Regions from separate parts of the Homo sapiens genome. Here region 2 is linked to region 1. The links are chromatin loops, found by intact Hi-C in ENCODE. Cell type or tissue: Caco-2. All regions are shown on one strand. Each heading gives the region's core, and the rest is flanking DNA. Links, peaks and the distances in the headings are about the cores only.

What was found. Hi-C counts contacts between places; a loop is a spot of excess contacts. Peaks named below come from ENCODE experiments on the same cell type or tissue, not always from the same donor. Only the 100,000 strongest peaks of a DNase experiment are listed, where the experiment ranks them.
Region 2: a loop joins it to region 1, with 2.1 times the contacts of the local background. A loop is called at or near these places in 2 of 110 quality-filtered maps.

What each region holds. Positions count from the first base shown.
Region 1 is chr2:16,005,161-16,021,514 of GRCh38, forward strand. No RefSeq gene overlaps it. Among named protein-coding and RNA genes, the nearest start is that of GACAT3, 37 kb to the right of the region's middle. RefSeq lists an enhancer at 8,288-8,899. In Caco-2, for the core only: no CTCF peak of the experiment used is centred there; DNase peaks (open chromatin) are centred at 7,681 and 8,128; H3K4me3 peaks cover 517 bases.
Region 2 is chr2:16,089,816-16,106,169 of GRCh38, forward strand. No RefSeq gene overlaps it. Among named protein-coding and RNA genes, the nearest start is that of GACAT3, 48 kb to the left of the region's middle. RefSeq lists enhancers at 13,179-14,009, 14,841-15,670, 15,199-16,354, 15,671-16,354. In Caco-2, for the core only: no CTCF peak of the experiment used is centred there; DNase peaks (open chromatin) are centred at 4,486, 7,426 and 10,366.

The sequences.
Region 1 (16,354 bases), core at 3,104-11,103:
TCATAGGCTGACCCCGACTTGTTTCTCCTTCTCCTTCTTCTCCTTCTCCTTCTCCTCCTCCTTCTTCTCCTTCTCCTTCTCTTCCTCCTTCTTCTTCTCCTCCTCCTCCTCCTTCTTCTTCTCCTCCTTCTCCTTCTCCCTCCCCCTCCCCCACCCCTCCCCCCTCCCTCTCCCTCTCCCTCTCCCTCTTCCTCTTTCTCTTCTTCCTTTTCTTCTTCCTTTTTTCTTCCTTTTGTGACAGGATCTCACTCTGTAGTGCAATCATGGCTCAGGTGGTTCTTTCACCTCAGCCTCCCAAGTAGCTGGTACTACCAGTGCATGCCACCACACCTGGTTATTTTTTTTTTCCTTTTTGTATTTTTTGTGGAGATGCTTTCCTTGCTGTGTTGTGTATTTCCACACTCTGTTTTTTCATTTTCCTCAGGCTGGTTGCAAACTCCTGAGTTCAAGTGACACTCCCCACACCTTGTTTTCCCAAAGTGCTGGTATTACAGGCGTGAGCCACCGCACCCAGCCACCCTCCTTCTCCTCTTTCTTTCCTTTTTGGTTTTTTGAAAATCACTCCTCCCAGGCAGATCACTAAGGTCAGGAGTTCAAGACCAGCCTGGCCACATGGCTAAACCCCATCTCTACTAAAAATACAAAAATTAGTCGGGCATAGTGGTGGGTGCCTGTAATCCCAGCTTCTTGGTAGGCTTAGGCAGGAGAATCACTTGAACCCAGGAGACAGAGGTTGCAGTGACCCAAGATCACGCCACTGCATTCCAGCCTGGGTGACAGAGTGAGACTCTGTCTAAAAAAAAAATAAAAAAGTTCATGACTCAACCATGCCAGAAAGCATGGAGACTGCAAAAGGAGACAGATGATTAAGAATGTGTACATATGTATTGCACTGATTAGCTATGTTAGCACTACATATCCATATGATCTTGGTTGAATACAACAAAAGAAGCAAATAAACTGTCTTGTCCAACCTCTTATATTTTCAGGTGTGGCCCAGAAAAATTGACCGAATTGTCCCAGGCATTATGGTTGGTTCCTGGCAGATCTGAACCGAGAACTCCAGTATCATTCTCTCCTTCTAGACAGACACACACACACACACACACACACACACACACGCACACACACATGACAGGGGCACATGTCCCATGCTGCTTTCTATTTAAAAAAAAAAATGACATCTGCCCAGGAATCACATTGCACAATGGCAGTCCTTTCTTTTCCTCTTCCTGTGTTGAGTCATTGCCCTTGCCTGTGAAGTGCCTGCATGACCACGTTGCCCTATGGACTTACTCAGAAGAAAGGAGTAATGATCAGCTGATGGGTCAGACACTCAGGGGTACACAGCCGGCCCCACTATGGGAAGCAGAGATGTGCTGGGGGTCAGAGCAGCCCTGGCCTTGCTGTCCCTATGTAAGATCTCTTCTTGTCTCTATAGAATGCACCAGAGCTCTAAACATAGAGACTGTTTATAACCAAAGGTCATTTTCCTGGTAGAACAAGGAGTCCTCTTTTGCTTTGGAGGCAGATGAGTCTGGGCTGGCTCATAGTGTTTGATGTGAGATGGCTGTGCTCAAGTTTCCTGGCCAGAAAGTTAAGCTGTGGCCCTTCAGAGTTTTATAGGGCCCAGCACAATCTTCTTGCCTCCTGCCTGGGCCCCAGTATGCCCCGAGGCCACACCCACTGTGGCCAAGTGCATGGTCCAGGGAAAACAGGAGCTGCCTTTTCAACTCTGCTTCCTTGATCATAGGTTTAACCAATAAGGCTCATGACAACTACTCTTTCTGAGCACATTTGATGAGTTCCATATGAGACACATATTATCTAATTTAATGCTTATGATAATCCTTCAGAGGTGAGATTTCAGCTCCCTTTTAAAGTCAGGAAACTGAAGCTTAGAAGAGTTAAGTGATTTGCTCATAGATTGTAAACTGAGCTTCTTATATCGCCGTTAAAACAACCCTGGATTCTGTCCTCCTCAGAATCACGACTCTGGAGAAGTCAAATGGGTTTTACCATGAAAGACGAGTAGGACTTGCATCCTCCTGGTGTCCACTCCAGCCTCACTTTCCCACCAGGAGCCTGATCACTGTCCTCCTACGAGGTCTGGAAGTGTCCTCATGGAATGTCACCTCATGGACTTTTTATTTTTTAGCTTAACTGAGCCTCAAGTTAAAATCGCTCAATCAACAAATGTTTTGGGGATAGATTGAGCTCCTTGAAGGAAGTGAGAGATTCATCACTATATCCCTGGGGCCTGACACATAGTAGGAATTCAGAAAAGTTTTGCTTAAAGAATGAATGAGTACCTCCTCTGTGCCAGGCACTGGACAAGAGCAATAGGGAATAGAGATGGATGAGCGAGCAGTCCCTTCCCTCAAGGAGCCCAGAATTTAGGTCAGAGGAGAAGCCACATTTGCAAGTGGAAAGCAAGTTAACAGTGCAAGCATCCCAAGTTAGGGTCCAGATGGGTTTTACTGTCAGGAAGAGGGAAAGATTCCTGTGGTCAGAAGGGTTCCAGTGCGCAGAGGTCTGATTTGTGTGGCAGGGTCCTAATCAGAGGAAGAACTTCTTAATATTCAGAACTGTCTAGCAGAGTCCCACAGGACCTATAAGGCAGGCATCTCTCCTTCCCTGACAGGATTCAGGAGACAAGAAGGCAGGAAAACTGCATGTGTGTTGGGGGTGGGGGGTTGGGGTGGGTGGCAGGGGGCTATTCTTGCAGCGGGAGAGAGATTGGACCTAATGATCTCTTCTGTGTCTATATTTCTTTCTTTCTTTCTTTTCTTTTTCTTTTCTTTTCTTTTTTTTTTGAGACAGAGTTTCATGCTTGTTGCCCAGGCTAGAATGCAGTGGCACAATCTTGGCTCACTGTAACCTCTGCCTCCCAGGTTCAAGCGATTCTCCTGCCTCGGCCTCCCAAGTAGCTGGGATTTCAGGCATGTGCAACCACGCTGGCTAATTTTGTATTTTTAGTAGAGATGGGGTTTCTCCATGTTGGTCAGGCTGGTCTCAAACTCCCAATCCCTGGTGATCTGCCCGCCTCGGCCTCCCAAAGTGTGGGGATGACAGGCGTGAGCCACTGTGCCGGGACTTCTGTGTCTAAATTTCTAGTTTCAACATTGAATCAGGCGATTTTTTCAGATAAAGTTATTTAAAACCAAAACCCAAACAACAACAACAAAAAACAGTATCTACAAGACAAAGTCAGGGGCTCTACTAAAATGTTGGGGGAAACTCTTTTAGGCTTATTTCCACGCTTTGTTGCATCTCATCTTAAAATTCTCATTCCCAGACGGGACTTAGGGAGAGAGATGGAATCTCAATCTCATTGACTCATTGCTGGTGGCATCTCTCAGAGATGGCTACTTTTCCTTCCATGAGGGTATCAGAACCCTCTTGTGCCGCCAAAGAATCTGCTCTGTTCTAGGGCACTGCAGTCCTGCGAGTTACGGACATGGAGCCAGGTGAGCTCTAGTTGGGCAAAAAGCCCAGCTCCCTGTCAGGGAGGGAGGGAGACGGCTACGACTTTCAAGGTCACTTGGCCATGAGGTGGGGACCATTCTTCCTCAAGGCCTCTCCTTTGCAAGGCTCCTGTGTGCCCCTTCCAGAGGAACTCTGAGGGCCTAGACCCCTCCTACCTTCTGCTGCGATGTAGTTGTCTGTTTTATAGGTGAGGGAGGGGAGTCCCTGTGAAGTTAAGTGTATTTGTTCAACGTTACAGGTTGAATGTGGGGTCAAGTCTTGGGATGAAATCAAATCATCAGTAGCAAGTCGCCCTTCTAAAAACCCAAACTGCAAATGTGTGCCCAGAGCCTATGTTGGGGAAGTGAGGTGGTGTTCCTGAACGAGACCATTGTTAGAGTTAAGATGAAGCAAGGGCCGAGTGGAGTGAGTGACCACAGCAATGTGGAGGGGCCTGTTTTTCAAGGCAGTTTAAGAGAGGAAGGAATCACTTTATTATTGGGGGAATGTAAAAGCGGTCACATGGAGTTGGGGAGAAGGGTAAGCTGAAGTTCTGGGAGGCTTCCTGGAGGAGGTCGCCTTTGAACAGTATCTGGAAGAATGTACTCAACAATTGACCACTGGTACCTCCCTCCACTCCCTCATTTGTCAATCTGTTTATTCATTTACTCATTTGCCCTGCATTCACCTGTCCCTTCATCCATCCACCATGCATTCACCTGTCCCTCCATCCATCTACTCACCATGCATTCACCTGTCCCTCCATTTATCCACCATGCATTCACCTGTTCCTCCATCCATCCACCATGCATTCACCTGTCCCTCCATCCATCCACCATGCATTCACCTGTCCCTCCATCTTCCACCATGCATTCACCTATCCCTCCATCCATTCACCCACCATGAATTCACCTGTCCCTCATCCATCCACCATGCATTCACCTGCCCCTCCATCCACCCACCATGCATTCACCTGTCCCTCCATCCAGCCACCCACCATGCATTCTCCTGTCCCTCCATCCAGCCACCATGAATTGACATGTCCATCCATCCACCATGCATTCTCCTGTCCCTCCATCTATCCACCATGAATTGACCTGTCCCTCCATTTATCCACCATGCATTCACCTGTCCCTCCATCCATCCACCATGCATTCACCTGTCCCTCCATTCATCCACCCACCATGCATTCACCTGCCTCTCTATCTGTTCATTTTTTTTTATCAATCCATTCATTTATTACATAGATATTAAGTTTCTACTGTGTGCCAGGGACAGTTCTGGGTACTTTCACATACATTCTTGTTTAATTATAGGAATTCTATCAGTTAGGTAATAGTATCCCAAATTTACAGATAAGGATGCTGACTCTAGGCAACAAAATTCTTCCCCTTTTACCCCTTTACAGTCTATCTCATCCTGCATCAATGAAGAAACATCTTATCTTCAAAAGCTCCCCCAACCTGCTTCACCAACCTCCCTGCCTCTATTCACTTCTCCACTCTAATCCATTCATGTCTCAACTGCCTGAGTTATCTAAGACACAGACCGAAGCAAGGCACATTTCTTGCCAATAACCTCACAGGGCTTGCTTTTGACCAGGGGCCAAGTCTCATCCATGGAATTCGATGGTGGAGACCCTGCATAACCTACTTTAACTGACTTCATCTCATGTGTTTTTCTCACAAACTTTTATTTTAGTTAAATTAGGCAACCCACTGTTCTCTGAGCACCTCTGCATTTTTCCCATTTCGGAGCCTTTGTTCACTCTATTTAAAATTACCCACCCTGTCTAAATTGACCTCCCTGCACAGTACAAATGTGTTAAGTTGAATTCAATTCCAAATGTGCCCTAAATCCTCCTTCCTTCAGGATGTACACAGAAGGGCACTTTCCAGATCTTATGGTGCCTCCTGGAACCCAGGACAATAATTGCAGCCCCCAACCCCAGCTTGTGGGGCAGGGAGCTATTTCTAGTTGATGATATTGGGCAGGCAAACACCCTGTTCTCAGGTTTAGTTCCCAGGAGTCTGCAATGCCTCAGTCATAGCGAATGGTTCCCAGTACCAGCCACCATATTGGATATTTTGACTGTGTGCCCTCAAACTGCATACATAGTATTTGTTATCATCAGGAAATATATGCCATAGGCATCTCCTTCTGCCCGGATCCTTTCCTCCCTTAGCTGCTGATTCAAACCCCATCCTGAGGTTTACCCAGCCCTGACTTTGATTTGGTCACATGCTCAACTTCATTCCTTAGAGATGTTGATGTAGATGTCAGATTTGCCTGGTAGTTCTACTTTGTTAATCAGCAGGGAATGTTACTCATTGTTCTTGTAAAATAGTATTAGGAACTAAATATTTATGTCTCCCCAAAATTTGTATGTTGAAACCCTAATCCTTAATGTGATGGTATTTTGAGGTTGGGCTTTTGGGAGGTAATTAGACTGTGAGGATGAAGCCATCATGATAGGATTAGTGCCCTTATAAGAAGAGACATAAGAGCTTACTGCTTCTTTCTCTCTGCTCTCTACCATGTGAGGACATAGCAAGAAGACGGCCATCTGCAAACCAGGAGGAGAGCTCTCACCAGGTACCAGATTTGTCAGTATGTTGATCTTGGACTTCCAGCCTCCAGAAGTGTAAGAAATAAATGTTTGTTGTTGAAGCCACCAGTCTATGGCAATTTGTTATAGCAGCCCAAATGGACTAAGACAAATGGAAAAGTAAAGCACTCTACCAGCTTCCCAGGTGGGTTTTCATCCGTTTTCACATAATTCATTCCATAAATTAGAGTGGGAGTTTTGCAGACATGGCATCAAAGCACCTGCTTTCTGTAGAAGGTAGTTCAAGGCCAGTGCAACAAAACAAGGTGCTCAAAAGTGATGCAAGGATGAGAGATGCAGGAGCACCAGGGACAGGGTGGGAAGTAGAGATTCCCAGAAGGTGGGGACAGATTGAGGCTCCAGTGTGGTTTGGGGCCATAGTGCCAGATGCATACTTATTTGGAAATAAAAAAGAATTTTTAGGCCCTGTCAAAATGTTTTCTCAACATAGCCTGGCATTAAAATGGTCTTGTTAAGCAAAGACCAACTAACTTTGGAGGAGAGATCTGCTCTGCCATTCACACCAGCTCAACGCTGGGGTCAGGGGACCAAGGCTTTCATCTGGGCTTTCTCTCAAACTTGCCATAAGATCTCTTTTCACTGCATTTCTGTGATTGGCTTTCTCCTCTGTAAATTGAATACCAACTTGCAGAGTGACCGAAAGGGCACATACCCTAATGCTTTGAGCTCCTTGCTTTGTTGTACTGGCCTTGAACTACCTCCTATAGAAACCAGGTGCTTTGATGCCATATCTGCAAAACTCCCACTCTAATTTATGGAATGAATTATGTGAAAACAAATGAAAACTCACCTGGGAAACTGGTAGAGTGCTTTACTTTTCCATTTGTCTTAGTCTATTTGGGCTGCTATAAGCAGTTTGAAAATGTGCAAAGCCTCCTCCATGTGCAAAGCTCTCAGAATGATGGTTTAACAAAGGCATCATGGCCAGGTGAGGTTGCTCATGCCTGTAATCCCAGCGCTTTGGGAGGTAAAGATGGGAGGATTGCTTGAGGCCATGACTTTGTGACCAACTTAGGCAACATAGCAAAACCCCATTTTTACAAAATAATGAATGAGTGAATGAATAAATAAATAAAATAATAATAAAATAAAAACTAAAAAATTAGCTGGGTGTGGTGGTGTGCCCCTGTAGTCCTGGAAACTCAGGAGGCTGAGTTGGGGGGATTGTCTGAGCCCAAGAGCTCAAGGCTACAGTGAGCTATGATGGCACTGCTGCACTCCAGCCTGGGAGACAGAGTGAGATCCTGTCTTAAAAAACAAACAAACAACAACAACTACAACAAAAAGGCGCCTTGGGAGAGGAAGCTCATTCCCAGCAGACCTGTGACACAGCCTGTCTCCCCAGCGAACCCAGACCATTTCCCACTCTGTGGGCAGATTGACCAAGCAACAGCACTTTTCTGTCTTCATCTGGAGTCCCTGGCAGAGGCCACCTCACTGAGGTTCAAGGCAATCCAGACTCTTGGGTAGAGCACACTCTGATGGTGGCACTACATCAGCTTGCACGAGCATGTGGCACAGGGGCCAGGCAGGAGCTGGTGTCTGCAAGGAGCCGGGAAGGGAGGGGCTCCTAGGCTTGCCACGGCTGCAGTCTCCAGGAATGAAAACCTGTCCTGCCAGTTGCATATGTAGCAATTTTGAATGCAAATAGCCACTTCCCAGATTTTTTTTTCTTTCTTCCCAGCAAAACACCCACATCATTTCCTTCCTTTGTTGGGCCCTTCCTGAGACCACTGGCTGGGGGCACATAGTAGGCACTCAATAAATATTTGCCGAGTGCGTGAATGGGTGGTAATCCAGCACTAATCCCCCTCTCTTCAGCTCCCCACCCCCAGGAAGAAATAAAAGATGTCCATTTGTGGCTTGGCCACATTCAGGCAAACTTCCATATTGCTGCCAAGTCCTGCCATCTGCCACCTCCGAGGTGCAGGTGCTGGGCACCCACAAAGCCCGGCCGTGGGCACAAAGGCCCGATGTGCACTGATAATTGCCGAGTGCACAGCCCGCCAGGCCGGCCAGGCTGATGCAAGTTTGCTGGGTCTGCTGAGATTTGCATACAGATGGCCAGTCGGGGCGCAGGGCCGCCGCCACCGCGACAACGCCGCCCGCGCCCCGGGTAGACCGGCCGCAGCCCCTTTAGAAGTGCGGGAGGCTTTGACTGCAGCCGAGCCCCAGAGAGGCCTCATTCTGCCTGTCCTGAATAGTCCGTCATTCAAAGCAACGCTTTGAAATTTGAAAAAGAGAGAGAGGAAAAGAGAGAGAGGAGAGACTGAAAAGCAGAGAGAGAGAAACAGAGACACACAGAGAGACAGGCAGAGACAGAAAGAGAGACAGAGACAGGGAGACAGAGACTGAGACTGAGACAGAAAGATTCAGACAGAGACTGAGAGAGGCTGTGAGACAGAGACAAACAGTGAGAGAGCTAGAGAAAGAGAAGGAGAGCTTGGAGGAAGGGGAAAAAAAAGCAAATTCTTTTCTTTGTGAGACTGGGGAGTGTTGGGCAAGGAGCCAGGGGGCTTCAAGAATGTGAGCGAGGCACCAGGAAGGAGGGGATCTCTGTGGAGACGCAGCTTCGGACGTGTGGCATGCACTCTCCTCCTGGTCATCCGGAGCAAGGGTCTTCAGAGCCCGAGATGCGCGACGCGCAGGAAGCACCAGAGAGGGTGGCGGGAAGAAAAGGCACCTCCATCACTTTGAAATGTCAGAGGCAAGTTGCGGCTGCGTTGAAACTAACAAAAAGAAAACACCTGCACACGCAGAAATTTTTAAAAACCCCTGTAAGCAAAACCACAAGCTCCGAAGGTAAAGCCGGAGGAGCTGTCCCTGAGTCGCGCCCGGGAGCCCCTCCGCTGTCAGTAGGTGCCGAAGGCATTTGTTCTTTGTGTGTCTTCATCTCATTTGGTTTGGAAACGGCTCGCAGGGGGAGTGTCCAGGCCTCAGGGACACGCCCGGGCGCTCTGGGCATCGGACACATGGCAGGTGTTCCGGCCTCGCCTGATTCAGCCCGGCTCTCTGTTTAACAACCATCCCGAGGCCTTCGCTTCATGTTTACTAATACCCCTCGCCCTCAGTCCTCCCACCAGCTCCCCCACCCCACCGACATCAGTGAATGACCAACACAGCTAAAAACAAGAAAGGCGTTATTGAGAGAGGGTTGCCTCCCTTGTCCAAACTAAATGAAAGGGAAATAGAATAGCAACAGAGAGTAGCTATTTATCATGTTCCTAACGGAACGTTCCAACCTGCTTCCCGTCCTGTGTCACCTCTGTATGAGAAATCTGGACGCCCGCCTAGATTTTCCACTGTCACCCTCAGCAGCCAGGCAAGCCCCGGGGCGTCGGCTCTCCTGCCTTTAACTTGCTACTGTCCATCTGCACTTTCTGCAGGCTGCCCCATGGCCCGTGGGGGCGCCTCTAGCGCTCCTTTTCTTCACCCTTGGCTCCTCACCCCCCAACCCATCTTCTCTCACTGCAGCCAGAAAGCTGTTTCTAAAACACCATTTTAGTTATATCTCTGTCTTCCTTAGAACAGTCCAACGACGGATGACTGTCATCCTGAGAATAAAGACCAACCTCTTCAGGTTGGCATGGAAACCCTCATTGGTCCAGTTGCTCTCCTGCACCTTGCAGGCTGGCCCTGCACCTTGCACCTAATGAACAAACTGCTTCTAGATTCCTCCCTAGTCTGGGTTGTTTCACGTCCTTGCCTCTTTCCTAAAATGGCGTCACTTCTTGGCTTGCCCTTACCTCACTTGATGAACAAGATGAGGCTCCTTCCTTCCTCCTGCCTACCTTTCCTTTTTTCTTCCATTCAGCTGGCAAGTACTTTTTTGGTACCAAGCCGATCTCAGGTGCTGAAGAGAAAGGGATGGAGAGAGGAACACTTTTGTCTTCCACACTTTCCCCTAGTATTGTAAGGCAAGCAGAGGGGGTAACAGTGGGGCCCCCTGCCGTGGTACCCCACACCCCTTCCCAGGCGAGACAGGATGGTATGGGGCCCCCTGCCATGGTACCCCATCCCCCTTCCCAGGTGAGACAGAATGGTATGGGGCCCCCTGCTGTGGTACCCCATCCTCCTTCCAGGCGAGATGGCTAAGGAGCCCCCTGCCGTGATACCCCACACCCCTTCCCAGGCGAGAGAAGATGGTATGGGGCCCCACACCCCTTCCAGGCGAGACAGGATTGTATGGGCCCCCTGCTGTGGTACCCCACACCCCTTCCCAGGCGAGACAGGATGATATGGGGCCTCCTGCCGTGGTACCCCATCCCCCTTCCCAGGCGAAACAGGACAGTATGGGGCCCCCTGTTTTGTTACCCCATCCCCCTTCCAGGTGAAACAGGATGGTATGGGGCCCCCTGCCTTGGTACCCCATACCCCTTCCAGGCGAGACAGGATGGTAGTTTCCACCGTCTGGATCCAGACATTGACTGTTTTTCCATCAGAGGCAAAGCCAATGAACTCAAGACTAGTGAACCCTGAACCGAACGATTTTCGTCAATATTTTCATCATATGTTTATCGTCTGAAACTTTGCCAAGAGCTCAGGGGAAGTTATTCCCAGAGGATCAATCACAGAGAGTCAATCGTGAAAGAGAAAAGGGAAGTTACTGATAATTTGACCCAGACATAGTTTTATGATCTCTTTTTCCTTTCACCACTTGAAAGGTCAGAACAAAACTCACTTTAGATGCTGTATTTCATTCTTTCAACAAATATTTGACTCGAATGAATGAGACTGTGAGTGAGGTATTTGTGTGATGATTTTCTGTGAATTAGCTCTGAAATGTGAATATTTTCATGCTCAGGAACATACCCCTATGTGGTGACTTTCTCAGAATAACTTTGTACATGCTCTTCTCATTCACTGCAGGTCTTGCATGGATTTTGGCCAAAAGCAATACAGTCTGGTCTAACCAGAAATGGAAAGATGTGCTATAATTTAAAAAGCGTTGCAGGGAGCAGAATAGCTAAGTAAAATGGTTTCTTGCCTGGCTTTTAGTTGACAATAACCCTTCTTCAGGCTTCTGCTGATTCCTCCATAACTTAGCAATAGGCAGAGCATTTTCAAGGGCTGGGCATTGGGGGGGTGGCAGAGGGGAGGGGAGAATAAATGATCATAAATATGAGAAAACAATATAAGTATTGTAGATGAGCTCACAAGCACTTTGGGAAGCCAAGGTGGGAGTAGCTCTTGAGGCCAGCTCTTTGAGACCAGCCTGGGCAACACAGTGAGACTCCATCTCACAAAAAATAAAAAAAAATTAGCTGGGTGCATTGGTGCATGCTTGTAGCCCCAGCTACTTGGGAGACTGAGGCAAGAGTATCGCTTGATCCTGAGAGGTGGAGGCTGCAGTGAGCTATGATCACACCACTGCACTCCAGCTGGGCAACAAAGTGAGACCCTGTCCCCTCCCCCAACCCCCCCCCCCCAAAAAAAAACGACACAATATATTGTAGGTGATTTCAAAGTGTTCACCTTAGTCAGTTTCATCTCATTTCAAACTAAATTTGCATCAGTGTTGGAAAGACAATGTGGTAAAAACAAAGAGAAGAGACAATGTCAGAGGAACTATGGAAACCCTGTTACCAGGGATATGATTTGGGGCCAGGCACTCACGCTTGCTGAACACATTTTTCTTAGCTTTAAAGATAATAACACCTCCTTTCTAGGCTTTTTGTAAGGATTAAGTGAAATAATGTATACCCAGTGGAGTATCTGGCAAATAATATGGTGCGAAAAAGGTATTATTATTATTATTTATATTTATTATTGGTAAGAACAAAGTAAAAATGAAGAAAGAAACCTATGGACGGTTGGATCTTTTACCCACAGAAAGTATGCAACAGAAACAAATAATTATTGCACCTTAGCTGCCCTGTTTCTAATTGTACTTCATTTGCAACATTTTCTTTATGGCAAGTTCACAAACATGAAGTGGCACTAACTTTATTTAGAGTACGAAATGGCTGTGTTCCCACTTCCTAGTCACTTCAAGGGGCAATAGCTATTGAAATATAATATATTATAAGACATCACTCAGATAAATTCCATTTAATTCTATTCAACAGATATTTCTGGAATGTAACAGACATTTCTGGAAGAGCAAGGCACTATGATGTGGGCAACAAAATGACTAGAATGAGTAATACATGTAAGAGCTCTAACAGATTACTACAGCAACACAGCCTGGGATGTTCAGTGCCCTGACGCTGAACCCCGCCCCGCAACTGACTCAGGGACCTTGAGCAAGTTACTTAACTTCTTCTTCAACTGTAAAAAGAAAATAGTACATTTGATCTTGCAGGGTTGCTGTGAAGAAGAGAAGAGAGTAGAGATAGACAGGTAGGATACCTGGCGTTGGGGCACAAGCTAGTCTCAGGCAATTTTAACGTATGGACAAGTGTAGCCATGACATTGTCATCAACGGGCATAGCAACTTGTTCTCTTACTATGATGCTTTCCTTGGCTTCTTCTCTCTGCTCCAGGCCAGAGGCCACCAAAGCTATGGGCTGTCAGCCCGGGGCAACAGTAGGCATGAGAGAGGCAAGTTAGCTTTTCAGTGCCACGAAGACTAGAGCGTCTTGGAAAACTGGGGCCTCCCTGAGCCTTGCTTTCCTCCTTTCACTAATGGGGAGATTCTGCCCTTTCTTTCTTTCTTTCTTTCTTTCTTTCTTTCTTTCTTTCTTTCTTTCTTTCTTTCTTTCTTTCTCTTTCGTTCTTTCTTTCTTTCTCTTTCTTTCTTTCTTTCTTTCTTTCTTTCTTTCTTTCTTTCTTTCTTTCCTTCCTTCCTTCCTTCCTTCCTTCCCTTCCCCTTCCTTCCTTCCTTCCTTCCTTCCTTCCTTCCTTCCTTCCTTCCTTCCTTCCTTCCCTCCTTCCTTCCTTCCTTCCTTCCTTCCTTCCTTCCTTCCTTCCTTCCTTCCTTCCTCTCTCTCTCTCTCTTTCTTTCTTTCTTTCTTTCAATGGCGTCTTGCTCTGTCTCCCAGGCTGGAGTGATTGGTGCAATCTTGACTCACTACAACCTCCACCTCCCGGGTTCAAATGATTCTCTTGCCTCAGCACCCTGAGGAGCTGGGACTACAGGCGCACAGCACCATGCCCAGCTAATTTCTACATTTTCAGCACAGACGAGGTTTCATCATGTTGGCCAGGCTGGTCTTGAACTCCTGACCTCAAATGATCCACCCGCCTCAGCCTCCCAAAGTGCTGGGATTACAGATGTGAGCCACCATGCCCAGCCTAGATTCTGCCTTCTTGGACTTCCTCCCAGTGTGGGGGGAAGAGAAATGAGAAGACAGGCAGGAGAGGGCTCTGTAAATAGTAAATTGCCATACCAGTGCAAAAGATTGTTGTCAGCTCCCCAAAAAGGAGGCACAGAGACAATCCTATCAATGAATGAGCTCTCTCAGTTTTGTGTGACTTCTGCAAGGAGGTTTTGTTTTGGGCTGGTGGGGAGCAATTGCCAACCCAGTCTACAACCTTCCCACTCAACGTGTGGTCCACGGACCAGTGGCATCTGCGTCACCTGAGAGCGTATTAGAGATGCAGGACCGGGGTCCTCAGGTCACACTTAACAGAGCTGAATCTGCCTTTTCACAAAACACTGAGTCGTAGGCACATTCAAGTTTGAGAAGCAGTGGTCTACAGGCCTTGGTGTTAAAAGAGAAAGAAAAGGCATTGATAACAATGTGCTCAGTAGAAAATAAAGCCAATGATAGCCAAGAAGTGCTGTGGCCCCGGAGGAGCAAAGCGATGAGCTGTGGGCACCCACCTTCGGGGCTTTGTGGTTACTTGGGACCATGGCAGAACTAATTATAAACAATAAAAGAGAAGGTGAGAAAAGAGTAAGGGGACCTCTGTACTCAAAAAAAGTTATAAAATGTTAGGCTTTCGCAAAATATAGGGGTTCATGCACTGATTGTTTTCTGGGGTACAGCTTCCCCAGAGCCTCCTTCAACCACCGATAGTTCAGCTCCGGCGGTCACATCAGATCACGTCGCATCATTCCTCAGACAAGCCTTTTAGGAGCTCTGCAAGAAAATCCAGGCAAACAGCTGTCTCAGAGGAACAGCTGTTTCAGAGGAGCCTAAATTCTTTGGAAGATCCTACTTAGCTCAATCAAGGCTTCTAATGAGGAGATAGCATTTAGGAACTCTTTGTTATCAATTGGTTAATCATTAGGTCAACCTGCACTTATTGATGGTTGGACTAACTATCCTTAGAGGCACCGTGACATTTTTACTTTTACAAGATTACTCAGAGGTGGATCTCATTGTCTCCCCATGCATTTTCAGGCTGTCTTACATTTCAGTGCCAGGTTCCTTCTGCTTAGAAACCTTTCTCTTTCATTCTTTTCTCAATTTAATGCTTAATGAGGGACTTATTATCCCTTAAGACTTAGTTCAGTTGCCACCTCCACAGTGTGACGCCGATCTCAGGGGGATCCTCAGCCCCATCAATTTTGGGTAAGAGTACACTTGGAAGCTGAAGACCTGGAAAGGGAAATTATTCCCTTAAAACTTCCAGCGACTTCTTTCCTCATGGGAAGTCTTTGTGTAATGGGGCAAGATGTCTGGCATTACTGGCAGAGCACCTCCTTTGTGGATAGCACTTTCTAGGTGTTTTGCAGCCATTGATTTATGTCATCCTTACAAGGACCTTCCCAGGTAGGTGTTATTATCTCTGTTTTACACACAAAGAAAACTGAGACTCAATAGAGCTAGGATTTATACACAGCATTCTCTAGCTCCTTCCACCCTGTGCAGGTTCATGGAGTGGGGAGCAGGGTGAGGAGTGGAAGGTGGGGGTTGAGGGGAGGGAGGGAGGCCCTGTCTGTGATGGGGATCCCCTGCGAGGTATCACCAGGTTCCTGGACTGACAGTACCTGGAAGTCCAGCTTTGGAGGGAGTGCACATGAGGATTTCTAATATGGGTTGCTCAGGCCATTGTCCATCTTTCCTAAGTCCATGGATTTCTTTAGGGGGTGGATCAGGATCCTATAGCCCCAAACACCTGGATGGGCTAAAATGAGAGATCCCTTCCAGCTGTAATGCTCCACAGTACCATGAGACTAGAGGAAAAACATACCCTTTTTTTCTTTCTTTACTAAACTTTCTCTCTTTTCTTGTTTCTTTTTGTTTCTTTCTTCTTTCTTTTGTTTTTTCTTTTCTTGTGTATTTAGCCATTATAACTGGTTAGAAGCCAGAGATAGTTAGGCGTCTTCTGGTTGAAACAGAAATGGCCCTGTTAGCTGTGGACTGCGTCCAAGCTCCTGAACAGCGCCACGAAAAAGATCTCCATATAAATGGTTCCTTCAGGACTCCCCTTTCAATGCTTTCTTGGTCTTGGGGGTCTGAAATGGAGCCAATTTGAGGGAGTTCCAGGCATTTCCCACAGGGCCTCCTTCCCAAAAGCTTTTCAAAGCAATCCCAGAGGTCCAAGCATCCTCTCTAACTAGGGACTCTCGCCATTGTGAGGAATTTGGAAAACTTGCTTGTTAGGTCCCTGACACCTTTGCCCCTAACAATTTGGAAATCTACAAACCTGGCTGGCACATCCTCCAGTGCAGAGACACTACCCAGGACAATAACTGGCACATAGTAGGTTTGCAGTGAATGTTTGTTAGCTAAAACTATAAAATATATAGAAATTCTCAAATACACTGATGGCCAAAGGATTTCTTGGTGTCCACACAGTTACTAATTACACTTTTAATAAATGGAATAAACTAGTGACCTATGTATACCCTTAAATATATGAAAGAATCTCAGTAAACTCACTGATATTCCAAGTTTTCTTGCATGAACGTGAACCCTGGAGGTATTACGTGTTTGTTAAAATAATAATAGCAAAAGCAGGCCAGGCACAGTGGCTCATGCCTGTAATCCTAGCACTTTGGGAGGCCAAGGCAGGTGGATCACCTGAGATCAGGAGTTTGAGACCAGCCTGGCTAACATGGCGAAACCTGTCTTTACTAAAAATACAGAAAAATTAGCCGGGTGTGGTGGCAGGTGCCTGTAAACCCAGCTACTCGGGAGACTGAGGCAGGAGAATCTCTTAGACCTAGGAGGTGGAGGTTGCAGTTAGCTGAGATCACGTCACTGCACTCCAGCCTGGGAGACAGAGTGAGACTCCATCTCAAAAAAACAATAATAAAACAAAGAAAACAACAACAACGAAGTCACTTCAGCAAAGAACAGTAGGAAAAGGTACGGTCTTGGCAGATGTTGGTTTGAACCCATGTTTTCTTCCTAGTAGGAC
Region 2 (16,354 bases), core at 2,667-10,666, 84 kb after region 1:
TGATCTGCCCCCCTTGGCCTCCCAAAGTGCTGGTATTACAGGCATGAGCCACCATGCCCGGCCTTCTATTTTAATTTTAACACACTTTGCAAACTCAACTCACACGTTTTCAGAAAGATTTCAAGGTCTGCTGCCTCTAGGATGAAATGGAAACTCCTAGGCTGGTCTGAATGACAGCAGTGTAGCGTGGCCATAGGCAGAAGAGCCAGGCTGTGGAGGTGGCTGGAATTTGGTCCCAACCTTGACCAGGTACACCCTGGGTCTGAGTGACAGCAGCGTAGCGTGGCCATAGGCAGAAGAGCCAGGCTGTGGAGGTGGCTGGAATTTGGTCCCAACCTTGACCAGGTACACCCTGGGTCTGAGTGACAGCAGCGTAGCGTGGCCATAGGCAGAAGAGCCAGGCTGTGGAGGTGGCTGGAATTTGGTCCCAACCTTGACCAGGTACACCCTGGGTCTGAGTGACAGCAGCGTAGCGTGGCCATAGGCAGAAGAGCCAGGCTGTGGAGGTGGCTGGAATTTGGTCCCAACCTTGACCAGGTACACCCTGGGTCTGAGTGACAGTGGCATAGCGTGGCCATAGGCAGAAGAGCCAGGCTGTGGAGGTGGCTGGAATTTGGTCCCAACCTTGACCAGGTACACCTTAACAGTGAGCCAGGAAGGCTGCCCTACTTCCTGGAGGCTCAAGGTCTTGATATCTGAGATGGGGCCAATGCTAACATCTAAACTCTTAAAGTTATTGTGAAGATTAAAAGAGATAATGAATAAAATGTCTTTTACCCCCAAACACTGATGACCTCCTCCCTCACCCCCTTTTCCTCTTTTTAATTATCTTTCCAGCCTTTTTCTTGCTTCTTAATTCATTGAGGTTATCCTTAGAGGAAGGCCCTAGACACGAGGGGACCGTGTTGAATTCCATGAGGTTCCAGTCCTCAAGGAGAACATCTCCTGGGGCAAACGCACAAGTGAATGGAAGGATGGGGTACACAGGCTGTCCACGGGCTCAGAGGAGGACCAACTAACCTGGCAGTTCCCACTGTCCTTCTGGGCCTGGGTGACTCCTTTCCTAGCTTTGTGTCTACAGTTTTATTCATACCTATTGTCTGTCTTGCAAGGAATATCCTTCAGGCATTTGGGGGAAATGGGTGTGTGTACAAAGAGAGGGAGAAAGAGAGAGAGAGAGAGAGAGAGAGAGAGAGACACTAATCCTCTGTTCCCTGACCACCCAGGGCTCCAAGGAGAAATGGAACAGGACATGGCAGCCACTGTCCTTCCACTCCTGGAAGCACATGACAGTTGTCCAGAGAGCGGGTCAAGAGCCATTCGTGGGTGACAACAAAGGACTCCAGTGCAGGGAAGAAAGGCAGGCAGGATAGTTCTTATGATGTGTGGGTCACTTCACGGTCAAGGCATCCGAAGGGAAGAGGATTCAGCTGGGTTTGTATACAGAAAGGAGGTTCCAACAGGCTAATGCTGGTGAACCCTCAACCCCTCCTTTGGGTCTTTAGAGGGACCCGGAAGTGGCTACCTAGGTATTGGGCAGACTGGGTCCTCAGCCAGTCCTGGCCCCACCAAGGTGAGCCGCAGGGGCTGTGGCCAGGATTCGGGGGCCTTCTCTCCACCCAGCCTTTTGGGCCTTCAAGGGCTGAAGCAGCAGCGGGGCAGGCCACGCCCAGTGGATACGGCTTATCAAGTGCCTGGCCCCCATCTCTCTCCTGAGCACAAAAGCCTCTTGTGTGGCTGAGTGCAGAGAGCGGACACAGGCCATCCTCTCTTCTCCTTGTCATTAATGTAATCAATTTGATCTTGAGGGTGGTTTTGTTTCAGTCTTTCAAGGGGTGAGGGGGACAGAGGGTGGCATTTCTTCTGACTTTGAAGAGCAGAATGAAAGGGTTAAGCAGGAAAATTAAGCCCCGGAAAAAGATGCATCTGGGATCCTCTCTACCTTGTCAGAAAAGAATTTATGCTCAGACCTACAGGAAATTCACCTATTCTTTGGAAAGAAAGTGATTTTGTTATCATTATTGCTACTACTAATATGATTATACTTGTTTACATTTATTTATGTACATCTTACCTCTTTTTCAAAAGGATTTTAACATACCAGTAAAACAGGTTTACAATGATTAAATAAAGGAATGATGGTCAAGAGAAAATAAGGATAGAAGAACTAAGGTGATAACAGGTAAAAAGTTAGAAGTTAACATTTCCCCTCTGAGGGCCTGGGGAATGACTAGATGTGGACAAGGACTCAGTTCTGAGCTTCCTAGCAGCCACATTAATGAGGGAAACACTCACATGGTTCACAGCATCAGCAAGAAGCAAGCTGTGTCAGTAAAAGACAGCACTGTGTGATGTATCAAAAATATGTATTATCAATAAAATCCCTCTATAGATTTGAATATTAGAAGATATGGCCCTTTGGGAACTCCCAGCTACCTCTAGAACAGCATTTTCTGTTTGTTTGGTGTGTTTTTTTTTTTTTTTTTTTTTTTTTGAGACAGAGTCTTGCTCTGTCTCTGTGGCCCAGGCTGGAGTGCAGTGGTGGGATCTCGGCTTACTGCAACCTCCACCTCCTGGGTTCAAATTATTCTCCTGAGTAGCTGGGATTACAGGTGCCTGCCTCCATGCCTGGCCAATTTTTTGTATTTTTAGTAGCGACGGGGTTTCACCATGCTGGCCAGGCTGGTCTCGAACTCCTGACTTCAAGCAATTGCCCACCTTGGCCTCCCAAAGTTCAGGGATTACAGGTGTGAGCCACCATGCCAGGCCTAGAACAACATTTTCTTTTTCTTTTTTTTTTTTTAAGATGGAGTTTCACTCTTGTTGCCCAGGCTGGAGTGCAATGGCATGATCTTGGCTCAGCGTAACCTCTGCCTCCCAAGTTCAAGCGATTCTCCTGCCTCAGCCTCCTGAGTAGCTGGAATTACAGGCATATACCACCATGCCTGGCTAATTTTTTGTATTTTTAGTAAAGATGGGTTTTCTCCATGTTGGTCAGGCAGATCTCAAACTCCTGACCTCAGGTGATCCGCCCGTGTTGGCCTCCCAAAGTGCTGGGATTACAGGCGTGAGCCACCACACCCGACCAAACAACATTTTCTAAATTGTGTCTTCTGAAAAATTGATTCTGTGAGACACTAAGAGGTATTTCTTAAAAGCAGACATTGTTGCCAGATACGCATGGCAAGTCTGACACTCTAGTCCCCTCTCCGAGATTTGCAATGTAGACCACTGAGGACTCTGAGAAGTCTGCAGAAAAAAATACCTGTTTACTTTTGTTCAAACAATCATTTTCCAAACTCTTTTGATCACAGAGCCAGAATTTGGAGAAATCTCTAAATTCATGTGGCAAAAACTAGTTTTCTCAGGGTGCTTCTGGGAAATGCGGCACGTTCTTTCTGGTTCCAATTTCCACACACACATACCAAACAGGTTCTATCTCTTTGGGAGAGTTATGGTGCGCCTATGAGTCCCTTGCCATTTTCCACCTCTGCCTCCCTCAGGGGCTGGACTCCACTCAGCCAGAATGCTAGAAGCCAGCTGGGCTCTGATCTGAGGCACCTGCACCCTGGAGAGACAGAGCAAGACCTCGGGGCCTTTGCACAGCCTTCCAAACCGAGCACCCACAAGATGAATGGATCTTTCATTTCTAATATTTATCCCCTCTCATTGCATAATACCTATGCCAACGAATTTTTGTTCTATTTTACCGAAGACTTCCCAGTGAACCCAAGGGCTCTGGGGTAGGGGTGGGTAGTCCCACGGCACGGGTACCAGGCAATTACATTACAGCATGATAAATACAGATATCTCTGGGCTCTTGGGAGAAACAGAGCCCTGTGTTTCCAGGTAGGTAGGCTTCCTGGAGGAGTTGACACTTTAACAGAGATTTAAAGGATTGGCACAAGCTATATGGAAGAGGAGGTGTGGGGTTGCATTTGAGGCCTGGATGGAACAAATGGTCAGAATTGGCTCTGGGTAGAACAAATGGTGGGGCAGAGGGTGAGGCTGGGGAGCAGGAGGAAGCCAGCCCCGCAGGAGGCAGCATGAGCTTCCTGGCCAGGGTCCTGAGGAAAGGCATCAAGGGACCTCCGGGGAGCATGGCAGGGCTTTCCTGTTAGAGCCTCCTGATGATGATGGACTGTGGTGTAGAAGGATGCATGCCAGCCGTGGGCTGAGGCTGTGATCCACAGAGACGAGAACCCACCCAGGGCAGCAGCTTTGGGGCTCATGGCAGAGCCTCCGCCCTCGGCTCCAGTGGGATAATAGGGCGACATGACAAGCTCTTCGTGCTCCCTGGAGGCTTGGTGCTCCCCCTGGCTGGATGTCAGAACAAATTAAGGGCACTTGTCTCACAAGCCCCACCTGGCCGGCAGCGTCGTGGGGCCGGCTGGCAGGGGAAATGTGTCACCAGCAGCATCTTGGACCTTGGCCATTGGCCTCAGAGCAAGAAAAGCTCTCTCTGCCCTGCCTGTTTAGTGAACAATGTACAGGAGTACAAGAGACTCTATGGCAACCAAAGACCTGTGTCAGGGTCATGGTTCGAGGTTTTCTGTGCTCACTAATGTGGAAAACAGAAGCCTCATGCTACATCAGCATCGCGGCTGGTTTACATAAGCAGTCGGAGGCTGCACAGAGCCAGAGCTGGAGCTGGGGCCGGGGCAGCTCCACATCTTGCATTTGCATGTTGCTAAGTGTGCATGTGTACATGATCTCCTTTGACTTCACAATACCCTGTAACTCTGGGATTCCTTGTTATCCCCATTTTACAGACAAGGAAACCCTGTAGGTTCCAGGGAGGGGCAAGGACTTACCCAAAGTCTGATTCTAACTTCAGTGCTCTCTTGAATTGACTAGATGTGGAGGCGTCTCAGAGCTTGGTGTAACGTGAGCTGGTGGGCAGAGTCCCCTTCCCCACCAGTGTCTCCCTGAGTCCTGATGCCAGGAGGGCAGGGCCCCCTAAGGTAGGGCACCTTGAATGCATCCTGGGCTGATTCTGGGGTCTGAGGACCAAATGGCTGGGAATGAAACAGGGACAATGAGTTGGATGTTTTCATCCAGTGCTTGGAAGCCGTCCTGGAGTTACCACTAACAGTGCTGAAGAGTGGAGAGCCTCTGGGTTCTGGAGAAACACCTGGGCCCATGCTGTCCCTTCTTCCTGAAAGCTCCTCTTCTCCTGTCCCTGCATGAGGCTTCGCCCCTTCACGCTTGAGCTAGCATATCCTGTTATCTGCAAAGTGTCTTGAATCTCTCATCTGGGCTGGGTGCCTCCACTCTGTCTGCTCACTGCTCTTGGGACACCCCTCCCACAGCGCTTATGCCACTCTCAGGTCACGGCTTCATTTGTGCTTTTCATTGCACGAAGACAGAGACCTCCCATGGGCCCTCAGATGTGTCCCTAGCACCTAGTATTGTGCCTGGCACACAGAAGGCTCAACGAATATTTGATGAATGAGCAAAGGAAGAAATGAACAAATGAAAGATTTCCAATGGTAGAAAAACAGACATTAGGGCTCAGGAAAGCTTGCTCCATGGCTGGGGCAGCTGGGCTGGTGGTTCTAATTATGGGTAAATCTGAGCACTGGATCCCCTGAGCTCAACTGAGGTGTGCAGTGGCTCCTGGCATCTGCCTGCCAGTAGAAGCTTGTCAGGGTTCTAAGGCAAACAGTTATTTTGTTGAATTATGCAAAGAGTCAGATTGTTGGAATTCCATGTAGATCTCAGCCAAAGCCTGGTGATGCTTTGAGAAGATGGAAATACAAATGGAATTCAGAAACAACTATTTTTTTAAAGTAATATGTGTTTGCTATAGAAATTTTAGAAATGCGGGTATACACAAAGGATCAAATAAATAGGCTGGGCACAGTGGCTCACACCTGTAGTCCCAGCACTTTGGGAGGCTGAGGCAGGCAGATTACTTGAGGCCAAGGAGGTTGAGACCAGCCTGGCTAACATGGTGAAACCCCATCTCTACTAAAAATACAAAAAATTAGCAGGGCATGGTGGCTCCCACCTGTAATCCCAGCTACTCAGGAGGCTGAGGCAGGAGAATCTCTTGAACCTGGGAGGCGGAGGTTGCAGTGAGCTGAGATCACACCTCTGCATTCCAGCCTGGGCAACAGACAAAGACTCCATCTCAAAAAAAAAAAAAAAAAAAAAAAAGAATCAGTTAAATAAATAAAATGATTATCTCACCACCTGGTGGTATTGCGCATTAGTAGCTGGGGCCACCTGTGCACTTTTCTTTGATTCCATGTGGCCCCTCCACATGGTCTCTCCAGCACCGTGGCTTTAGGGTAGCCAGACTCCTTCAGTGGCAGCTCAGGGCTCCAAATATCCAGGTCCCAGTAAACAGACCCAGGTGGAAACGGAAGTCACTCACTCATTTTTGCCAGATTTCATTGCTGGAGGGAGTTAGATAGTTCCACCCAGGTTCAAGGAGAGGGAGCATGAATCCCATGTCTCAATGGAGGCCTACTATCCACCCCAGTATAAGGAGAGTTTACCAGATGGGATATGAAATACATTGATGTGCTCATCTTTGGAAAAGATTACTTGCTACAATTAAATCTCAGTATTTACTATTACATTGTTAATTGAAGCCAATGTTATTTCAATCAGGATTCCTTTATTTATTTATTTATTTATTTTTTGAGACCGTGTCTCGTTCTGTTGCCCAGGCTAGAGTGCAGTGGTGCGATCTCGGCTCACTGCAACCTGTGCTTCCCAGGTTCAAGTGATTCTCCTGCCTTAGCCTCTTGAGTAGCTGGGATTACAGGTACACACCACTGTGCCTGGCTCATTTTTGTATTTTTAGTAGAAACGGGGTTTCACCATGTTGGCCACGCTGGTCTTGAACTCTTGACCTCATGGTCTGCCTGCCTTGGCCTCCCAAAGTGCTGGGATTACAGGTGTGAGCCACCACGCCTGGCTGGAGTCCTTTATTGTTGCACTAAAGTCAAAAAAGAATTCTTGGCCAGACGATGTATAAGCATCTTACATTGTATGGTGTTTCTCAGGTTCCAAAAATCTTAGCAGAACTCGTTTCATTCAGGGCTTACAGTTTCCTGGTGGGGATCATCAACCCCATCTTACAGTGATGGAAACAAGTCTAGAAGGGAATTAACAAAGATTTCTTCAGTGTCAGCAACTGATGGAGCTGGAAGTAGATCTAAATAGCCTGTTTCAAACCCAGAATTCTCTCCTGTACTCCAGGTAACGCCACTGGTTGTGGGCAAAATCCACCTGTGAGCCACAGTCTAGTCTTACGAAATTGTAAAACGGATGCAGGGGGTGAAATTTCCTTTTTAATGTTTTAACTTTAGATTGGCCTTCTGCCTCTGACTCTAGAATGGTTTGTACTGAGTAAATATTAACCCAGGGCTCCATGGCCAGTGTTTTATGAGCTGGTGGAATGCCCTGCAGCAGGGGCTGGGGAGAGGGGAATTGGCTGGCCCCACATTTGAAGATGGCACCTGATGCTTGGGTCGGCAAATGTCTGAAAGGCTTTGCAGCTTGCTGGGCAGCCCAGGTGGGAACTTACCTCTTGGTGAAAGCATCAGGAATCTCCCAATCCCTCAGGTAACCCCGATCCCTCAGAATAGATCAGATGATGGCCGGGACTTGTATTGGTTCATTTTCACACTGCTGATAGAGACATACCGGAGACTGGGTAATTTATAAAGAAAAAGATGTTTAATGAACTCACAGTTCCACGTGGCTGGGGAGGCCTCACAATCATGATGGAAGGCGATAGGCACGTCTTACATGGCAGCAGCAAGAGAGAATGAGAGAACCAAGTGAAAGGGATTTCCTCTTAGAAAACCATCAGATCTTGTGAGACTTATTCAGTACCATGAGAACAGCAGGGAGGAGCCTGCCCCCATGATTCAATTATCTCCCAACCCAGTCCCTCCCAATTATGAGAGCTACAATTCAAGATGAGATTTGGGTGGGGAAACAGCAAAACCATATCAGGACTCTTTAAAGACCTCTGTAGGCCTTCAGCATTCTTTTATTCTTTTTTTTTTTTTTTTTGAGATGGAGTTTTGCTCTTGTTGCCCGGGCAACAAGCATGCACACACGTGCAATGGCATGATCTTGGCACACCACAACTTCCACCTCCAGGGTTCAAGTGATTCACCTGCCTCAGCCTTCCAAGTAGCTGGGATTACCTGCATGTGCTACCACACTGGATAATTTTGTATTTTTATTAGAGACGGGGTTTCTCCATGTTGGTCAAGCTGGCCTCGAACTCCCAACCTCAGGTGATCCACCTGCCTCGGCCTCCCAAAGTGCTGGGATTACAGGCTTGAGCCACTGTGCCTGGCCTAGCATTCTTATTTTTGGAGACCCTGCCCAACATCACATCAAATATGTTATGATATACTTACATCGCACATCATGTTATTTATTTATTTTTGCTTTAGTAAAAGCTTAAGCCTGGTGTGTTGGCACATACTGTTAGTCCCAGCTACTCAAGAGGCTAAAGTGGGAGGATCGCTTGAGCCCAGAAGTTGGAGGCTGCAGTGAGCTATGATTGTGCCACTGTGCTCCATCCTGGGTGACAAGAGAGAGACATCATCTCTATTTTTTTTTTTTTAAGTTTAAAAGAACTTTTGTAACTTTGCCTTTGAAATTATTTGGCTATAGATACTTTACTTTCACAGAAAGTTTTAAAAATTTTCTCAGCCTATTTGGGTACTCATGCAAAGTAATGAAATATAATCAACAAACTGTTTTTGAATGTAATGAAATTTTCATGAATGATAAATTCATCAATTCAGGAAGTGGCATATGAAAGAACTTTACATTTCTCAGACATTTGACTTACCATCCATCTGCTTTGACCTTGCAGTTTTCATTTTGTGTTGCAGGGCCAATCTTTTTTTTTTTTTTTTTTTTGGTAGAGTCTTTCTTTGTCACCCAGGCTGGAGTGCAGTGGTGCCATCTCGGCTCACTACAACCTCCACCTCCCAGGCTCAAATAATTATCCTGCTTCAGCCTCCTGAGTAGCTGGGACTACAGGCACCCGCCACCACGTCCAGCTAATTTTTATATTTTTAGTAGAGACGGGGTTTCACCATGTTGGCCAGGCTGGTCTCAAACTCCTGACCTCAAGTGATCCGCCTGCCTAGGCCTCCCAAAGTGCTAGGATTACAAGCGTGAGCCACCGCGCCCAGCCCAGGGCCAATTATTTTTTGTTTTCAGATCTCAAATAATTTTGCAGGACTCTAAAGAGCTGATAGCCCGGTCCTGTAGCTCTAGGGCCTAACAGATAAGATGACTCTGATTGTAATGATGCTGGTATTTCCTTGATATGAAGAGCCCCAAAGTCTCTATAGTTGTGTCTCCAAAGTGGCAAAGTGGAAGCCACATAAAGAAATCACTCCCCATTACCAATTATCTTTTCAAGTGTGTCACGTACACTGCTCTGCTGCTGCTCTGTACATGGAACATATTGGGCAGGGATGATTACCAAATAATTCTGGAGGCTCATGGCTTTGAAACACCAATGAGACAGAGAACTTGATGGTGGAAAAACTCTTCCCGAGAAGAAAATAGGCCATAGATGGGACTTGCCCAAGTCTTCCTTAGGGAGTGGGAAAGATAAGGGAGCTCACATTGCCAAAAACCCAACCCAACCCATGGTGTACTGGGGATTTTAGGAATTTCATTTGTCCCTCTGATATCTTTTCAAAGTGAAGATTCACCCCATTCTACAGAATAGACCACTGAGGCTCAGAAAGGCCAATACTTGACCCCAGTGATACAGGGACAAGATCTCGGATCTGCCTAATTCTAAGGCTCTGCTTTCTCTTCCTGCCATTGTGGATGGACAGAAGTGTGTGACATTTTTAGAGGAAATGAGCACTATGCTGTGTAGTTTGTGCTTGGAATACCAGCAGGATTAAGAAAATTGCAGGACTGATACCTTTTAGAATTTTCCATTTGCAAAAGCCACAATCCTGTAACAAACATCCCTACAACAAAAACTCAAGATGAAAGAGCCAGAGAGAAGCAAATTAAAGGCTTGGAAAGATGCAAATCAAGTCTTTGTCTAGAGTAGTGGAGCCAAGAACCTGGTGGCTTTACTCAACAGGTATTCACTGAGCACCTACTCTGTGTAGGAGACCCTGAGAGATGATAACCTCTCAGTCTTTTTTCTTTTTTCCTTTAAATAGGGATGGGTTCTCGCTATGTTAACCAGGCTGGACTTGAACTCCTGGACTCAAGTGATTCTTGCCAGAACTCCTGGCCTCCCAGAGTGCTGGGATTACAGGTATGAGCCACCATACTTGGCCAACCTCTCAGTCTTAAGTCCTCTGTTACATGTAGACACCAAGGTGCAGTGGAGAGAGAGGCTGCAGAAGAGTTGGCCTATGACACAGAAGATTGGAATTCACAAACTTTCCACTCCCTGGCAGTGTGGCCTTAGACAAATGAGTGCATCTCTGAGCCTTAGCTAACTATTTGGTAAGATACAGGTGACCATTCTTGCTCAGTCTACCTCATGGGCCTGTGATATTCTCAAAGGTCCCTGGTAAACAGGTGTGTGGAGAGTCCTCATTATGACTCCCCCTAGAGTAGGCCCTTTTAGAGGGCAGGAGTGTCTGTGTCTCTGTCTTCAGCACAGGCCTGGCAGACAGCACATGGGCCCTTGTGAGTGTGGGAGGCAATCTCCTAAATCTTAGCTGAAATACAACATTCGTCAGGATCTTCCTGCTCTGTTCACACCTTACACATGAATCCAACCTCATGGTGCACGGACCAGGGCTCTCTTCTTTGAACCTGCAGAAGATGCTTCATTAAAGGTCAACTTTGTTTGCAAAATAACTTTATGGCTCTTTCTGTAAAAGCTGAAGGACTCCAGTGGTCATCTCACTGAAAAGGAAGTTTCTTCCCTAGCAGCTGAGTCTTCACAAATAATATTCTCTTTCAATTCACACCGCAGATTAGGCAAGGATCCTTTGTAACTCCCAGTACCACAGGTCTGAAAGGGCCCTTGGAGGTCACATATTCTTATTCCTTTATTTTGCAGATGAGTTTGCTGCAGAGTGCAGAGGAACTTGCTGCAGGTCATAGATCAGGGCTGGTCTTAGAGTTATGTGTCCTTCCTTCAACTTGATGAAAACAACTCTCCTGGCACTTCTCTGGAGCAAAGCCGGCGGTCCTCCTTGGATACGGTGAGCCACCAAGCTGGGCTCTAAAGCAGGTGGACAAGTTCAGGGCCCCCTGTTAGGATGGGTTCACAGTCATTCCGAGGCTTTTGCAAGTGTTTTTCTGGTGCAGGGCTCTGCACTGGCTCTCCAAAGAGAGACACAAAATGGCTATTTTTGCAGATACACTCATGGTGGGAATGGCCGTCAGCCAAAATGCCCCGATGTGCTTCTCAGAGTGTGTGGATAGACCTCCCTTCCTCCTCCAGCCATGAACTCGCAGGGCCATGGGAGAAGATGGGTGTCCTGCAGGTCAGGGCTGAGAACAGTGGCTGACTGATGGCGACAAGGGCAGTCCTGAGTGGCCTGCACAGCACCTAGATCTGGAACCCAGAGGAGTTGTTGGCTGCAACAGCAGATTAGTCAAACTCCCAGATGGCATCTCTGAGCAGGGAGTTTGAGGTAAAAAGGCCTGGACTTCCTTCCTTCTTCACTAAAACAGGACTGGAGAATGAGGTCCTTGCACTGTAATTATACTCTGGCAGGAAACAAATAACTAAGGCATTTCTCTAAGTGAGGAAGGAAGGAAAACATCCAAGGCTCTGGGGATCCTTCAGCTTCTGCTCTTGTGGCATTGGAATAATAAGAACAACCATCTACTCTTCAATCTTTGCCAAGCCCCATGAAGTAGGTATTTTCCACCTTAGTCTACAGATGCAGGAATGGTGGGTTGCCCACAGCTGCAATGCTGGTCAGTGGTGTCACAGAGCTGGGACTGAATTGTACTTGTGCCCAACTCAGAAGCCCCGCAGGTCTCTCTGCCTCACCTGCTGTTATGTGGAGGGGGCACTTTCTCTTATGAGCTCAGCGTAGTCACAGGTGCACAGCGATGCCCAACCAGGAGGCAGAAGTCCACCCTTCACTTTCCCTGACAATTTGAGTGCCTGGGTGCACTCAAGGAAAGGGCTCCTGTTCCTTTATACAAAAGTGCTGTCTGTTCACAAGCCATGCCTCCTGGGGCTGCACCCACCCCACAGGGGCGCCTTTTTTCTAATTCACATGGAGGGACCAAGTAGACTAGTGGTGGCCTTATATTAGCTGTTGTCAATTGAACTTCTTTGGGCCTGAGTTTTTTTCTCATAAGAAGTGAGGCTCTTAGGATGCCTTCTTACTTACAAAGTAAGTGTTGGGGCTTACTTACAAACACCTGCAGGTTGGCAGATGTTTGTAGGCCGGCGTGTGTGTGTACGAATGAGAAGCATCCCTTCTTAGACTCCTGTCTCCCTGGGCTCACGGTACTTCTACTGGTCATCCCAGTTCCTGGGTTGGGGTTCACCCAACACAGGCTGCCTCAGCCTGAACTTTGCGGTGATGGATTGGTGACCAGGCCCTCACCACAGGGCTTCCAGGGACCACCAGTCTCTGGTGTAGGCATGTACTAGGAGGAAGGGATTGAGCAACCAGCTGCCCTGTGCTCTGTAAGGACCCATGGTGCACCCCCACTGCAGCCACTCTGGGGATGGACCCTAACCCGTCTCTTTCTCACTGTCTGGCTTTTGTAAATATCCCTGGCCTCTTCTTTGCCCAGCAGATTCCTGTTCTGCTTCCTCTGTCCCATGCTGAGCACACAGCATGGAGCGCAGCCCTGGGCGCACAGTAGGCGCTCTGCCCTGCTCCCTGAACTAGTGGTCAGGTGAACGAGCCCTGACTTTGCTCTGCCATTGCTGGGCTGTGTCCCTCGGATTGCGCCCCCCGTTCCCACACGCCTGGGCCCATTAAGCTTCCATCTCTCACCTCGTTATCGCCTGGGCTTGGGGGTTCTTGGCTGGGAGGTCCGAGGTGTCCCAGCTTCCCCCTAGGCAGAGCCCCTGCAGGTCTTATTTAGGGAAACCCCCACACGCAGAGGGGCATTGTCTCAGTGGGTTGAAAAGGCTACTTTCCTCCAGCTCATTGATCAGATCCCAGAGAACAGTGGGGAGCCTGAGCCCAGGGGCCGAGGCATCTTGAGGGGCTGGGGCTTTCTGAGAGCCTTTATCTCAGCACAGGAGATAAGACTCCAGTGGCTGCAGGAGCCATAAAGCAAGGAGGGGCTGGCAGTTGAGGATCCCGGGGAGCCGGGCTTTGAACTCTGCCCTCATGGGGGTGGGAAGCCTTTATGGCTGGGCTGCTCTGGGGCCGAGGTGGGAGCAGAGCCATCACGGGAGAAAAGAGTCCCCAGAGCCGGCCCCCTGGCACCCAGACTGCACGGTGAGACAACGGAGCCCGGAGTGGTGGGACCAGCGGCGGAAACAGCGCTCCATCCGGGCTTTATTGACTTGTAAACGGTACCATTAAAGAGGAAGGCCTCACCTTGGCTGGAAGCAGCTGTGTGCGCTGCCGTAAATCTAGGGCGAGCTCTGAGGCTGCAGCCGGGCCTGGCAAATGCCAAGCATGCCCTGGGCAGAAGGGGGTGCAGGCCAGGGATCCCCACCACACCCAGCTCCTAGCTCCACTGAGGGGCTGAGTATGGGAATTTATAAGAAGGATGTTTACCAGGGGAAATATCAGCGGCTAATTAGACTTTGCAAATAAAAAAACTTTTCAAACTTTGTTTTCCACTTTTTTTTTTTTTTTTTTTTTTTAAGAGAAGGGATCTCGCTTTATTGCTCAGGCTTGTCTCGAACTCCTAAACTCAAGCAATCCTCCCGTTTTGGCCTCTTGAACGCTAGGATTACAGACGTGAGGCACAGCACCCAGCCATCCAAAAAAAAATTGTTAAAAAAGAGAAAAATGTCTAGACATCTTTGAGTCTCCATTTGCAAATTTAGCCCAGAAAGAAGGACATTGAGAAGCCGAGGCTTAGAGTGGCCTGCAGAGGAGTGAGCGAAAGTCCATCACGGTTTCTTGTTCACTGTGTATCCGCGGACTAGCTCCGGAGAAGCCCAGGTCTCAAGTTTTTCTTTCTTGTTTTTTTTTTTTAACATAAAGAATAAACATAATACCAGCTCTCAAAGGTTGGCTATGATGATGGAATGGGATGAACGTAGAACACCTCACCAGTGGGAGGGGCTCAACAAGTGAATTTTCTCTCTTCTCCGATTGACAATAAAACAAAACAGAAATTGGAGATATTGGCCCTCTTTTTGTTTTGTTCCCCTGGAATTAGCTAACCTTGCACAACAAAAGGCTAGACTGCTAGCTGCCTGGGGGCAGGGACAGCCCTGCCTGGTTCAGTTTTGTAGGTTAGTTGTTAGGAAGGAAGCTGGTGTAGAATTCTGAGAATGTTTTCTACAAATGTTGGGTGAATAAAAAAAAAACAGGGGACTAAGAAAAAAGAAGGAAAGAAAGAGTGGAAGGAAAGGAGGGTGGAAGGAAGAACACAAGGTCACTTTTCCTCTGGACAAAGTCCAGAGTTTTTGGAAGAGAAGGAAAGGAGAAGCAACATTTGCCACCTCCTGCTGTGAGCCCAAATGTTATAAAACTTAGTTCTCACAACCACCAGGAGGGCCCTGAGGATAATTGCCCAAGCTCTGCTATTTACTTATTAACCAATAAGTAAATCTGTCTTCTGGGCAAGTTATTTGCTGAGTGGGTGAGTAAGTTCTTTGTGCCCCTGACTTCTCCTCTAAAATGGTGAGAATTAAATGAGATAATAGGTGTAAACCCATTATACAGTTATTGGCAAATACTAAGTGCTCGATACATGTTGGATATGGTTATGCTTCACGATGAAGAAACAGAGGTTAAGTAACTTGGCCGATTCACAAACCTGAGAAGCACGTGGCTGGATTCCCACTTTGCTTCTAGAGCTCACACCAGTTCTCCGGGGTCTGCAGCTCTTGAGGCATCACAAGGAGTGGTTTGTGGAATCCCCACGCCACATGGTCTCAGAATGTATTACCAGACAGAACTACTAAAAGGAACTCTTTAGGGGACATAACTTTTAGGCTGAGCTGCTGGAAAGGGTTAATTGGGCCACTGGGATTCTTATCTTTGTCTGAGGGATTCCTTCATTCATTAAATAACAAACAGATAAATAAACAAACAAAGCCAAAAGGAGGTAAGATCCTTAATGCTTACAGAGCCCTTACCCAGCCCAGCCTGAGCCAGGAGCTGCAGGAAGCTCAAAGCTCTAGGACAGGGCCCCTCACCTCCCTGTCTCCAGGGACTTAGTATTTGCTAATCACTGCTTGTCACAAGTAGGACATCCTCAGTGCTGTGTGTTGATGGGAATCAGTTTCTTATCGTATAACAAGGAGGCTGGATGGCAAGTGGCGTTTACCACCATCTAGAATTCTCTAACGATTCACAGTGAGAGAGATCTCAATCCAGGAACTACCATGGTCCCTCTGCGTCTGGGATTTCAGCCTAGCCTTTGTAGGTGCTGGAATATGCTTAGATAGCTCTCAGGGCAAGGCACTGTTCTGTATGTCCACACATACTAACTTATTTAATACTCACCTCAATTCCACTCCTTTACTGTCAAGGAACTGAGACACGAAGAGTTTAAGCCCACACAGCCAGCATGTGGTGAAGAATTCGACTCCGCACAGCCTGGCGGCAACGTCAGCGCCATGCAATGCTGTCTCCCTGCAAAACAGATCCCAGTAAAATGGAATTCAGTTTACAAAGTGGCTATTCATCTTCCAAGGAGGGATAGAATGAAGGAGCTAAAGACAGAGGGAGAGAAGAAAGAAATGCAGAACAGGGAGCGGAAACGGGGGCTCCTCCCTTGCAGCACCTGAGACACGTGATCTCTCTGCCTGTTCCTTCCTCCAGCACCCAACCCCCTCTGCCAGCAACTTCCAGATAATCCCACTAAGAATTCCAAGCAGGTCTCATTGCTTCTTGGAAAGTAGCCGGCAGAGGCCCACACCCTGAGCGTGCGAGTCCGGTTCCGAGTCCTGAGACTGGCAGAGAACGCTCCTGGGAGGGGTTGGCCTTCCCATTCCCCTGAGTCTGGGCCCAGGCCTGCCACATTCCATTCTTCAGGTCTTAAAAGCCTCCTATTCTTTTACAAATCACTGGTTCAGACCTAAATTATCCAGATAATTGAGCCGCCTGGCCCGTCATTTTGTTGGCATAGACACCATTTATGTGTAATCTGAGAATATTCTATCTGCCGCGGAGTTTCTTCCAAAGGCATTATTTCTAACCTTCTTTAAGAAACAAATTTCCTGTTGCCATGGAGATCATCTTTTGGCTAATTTTATCAG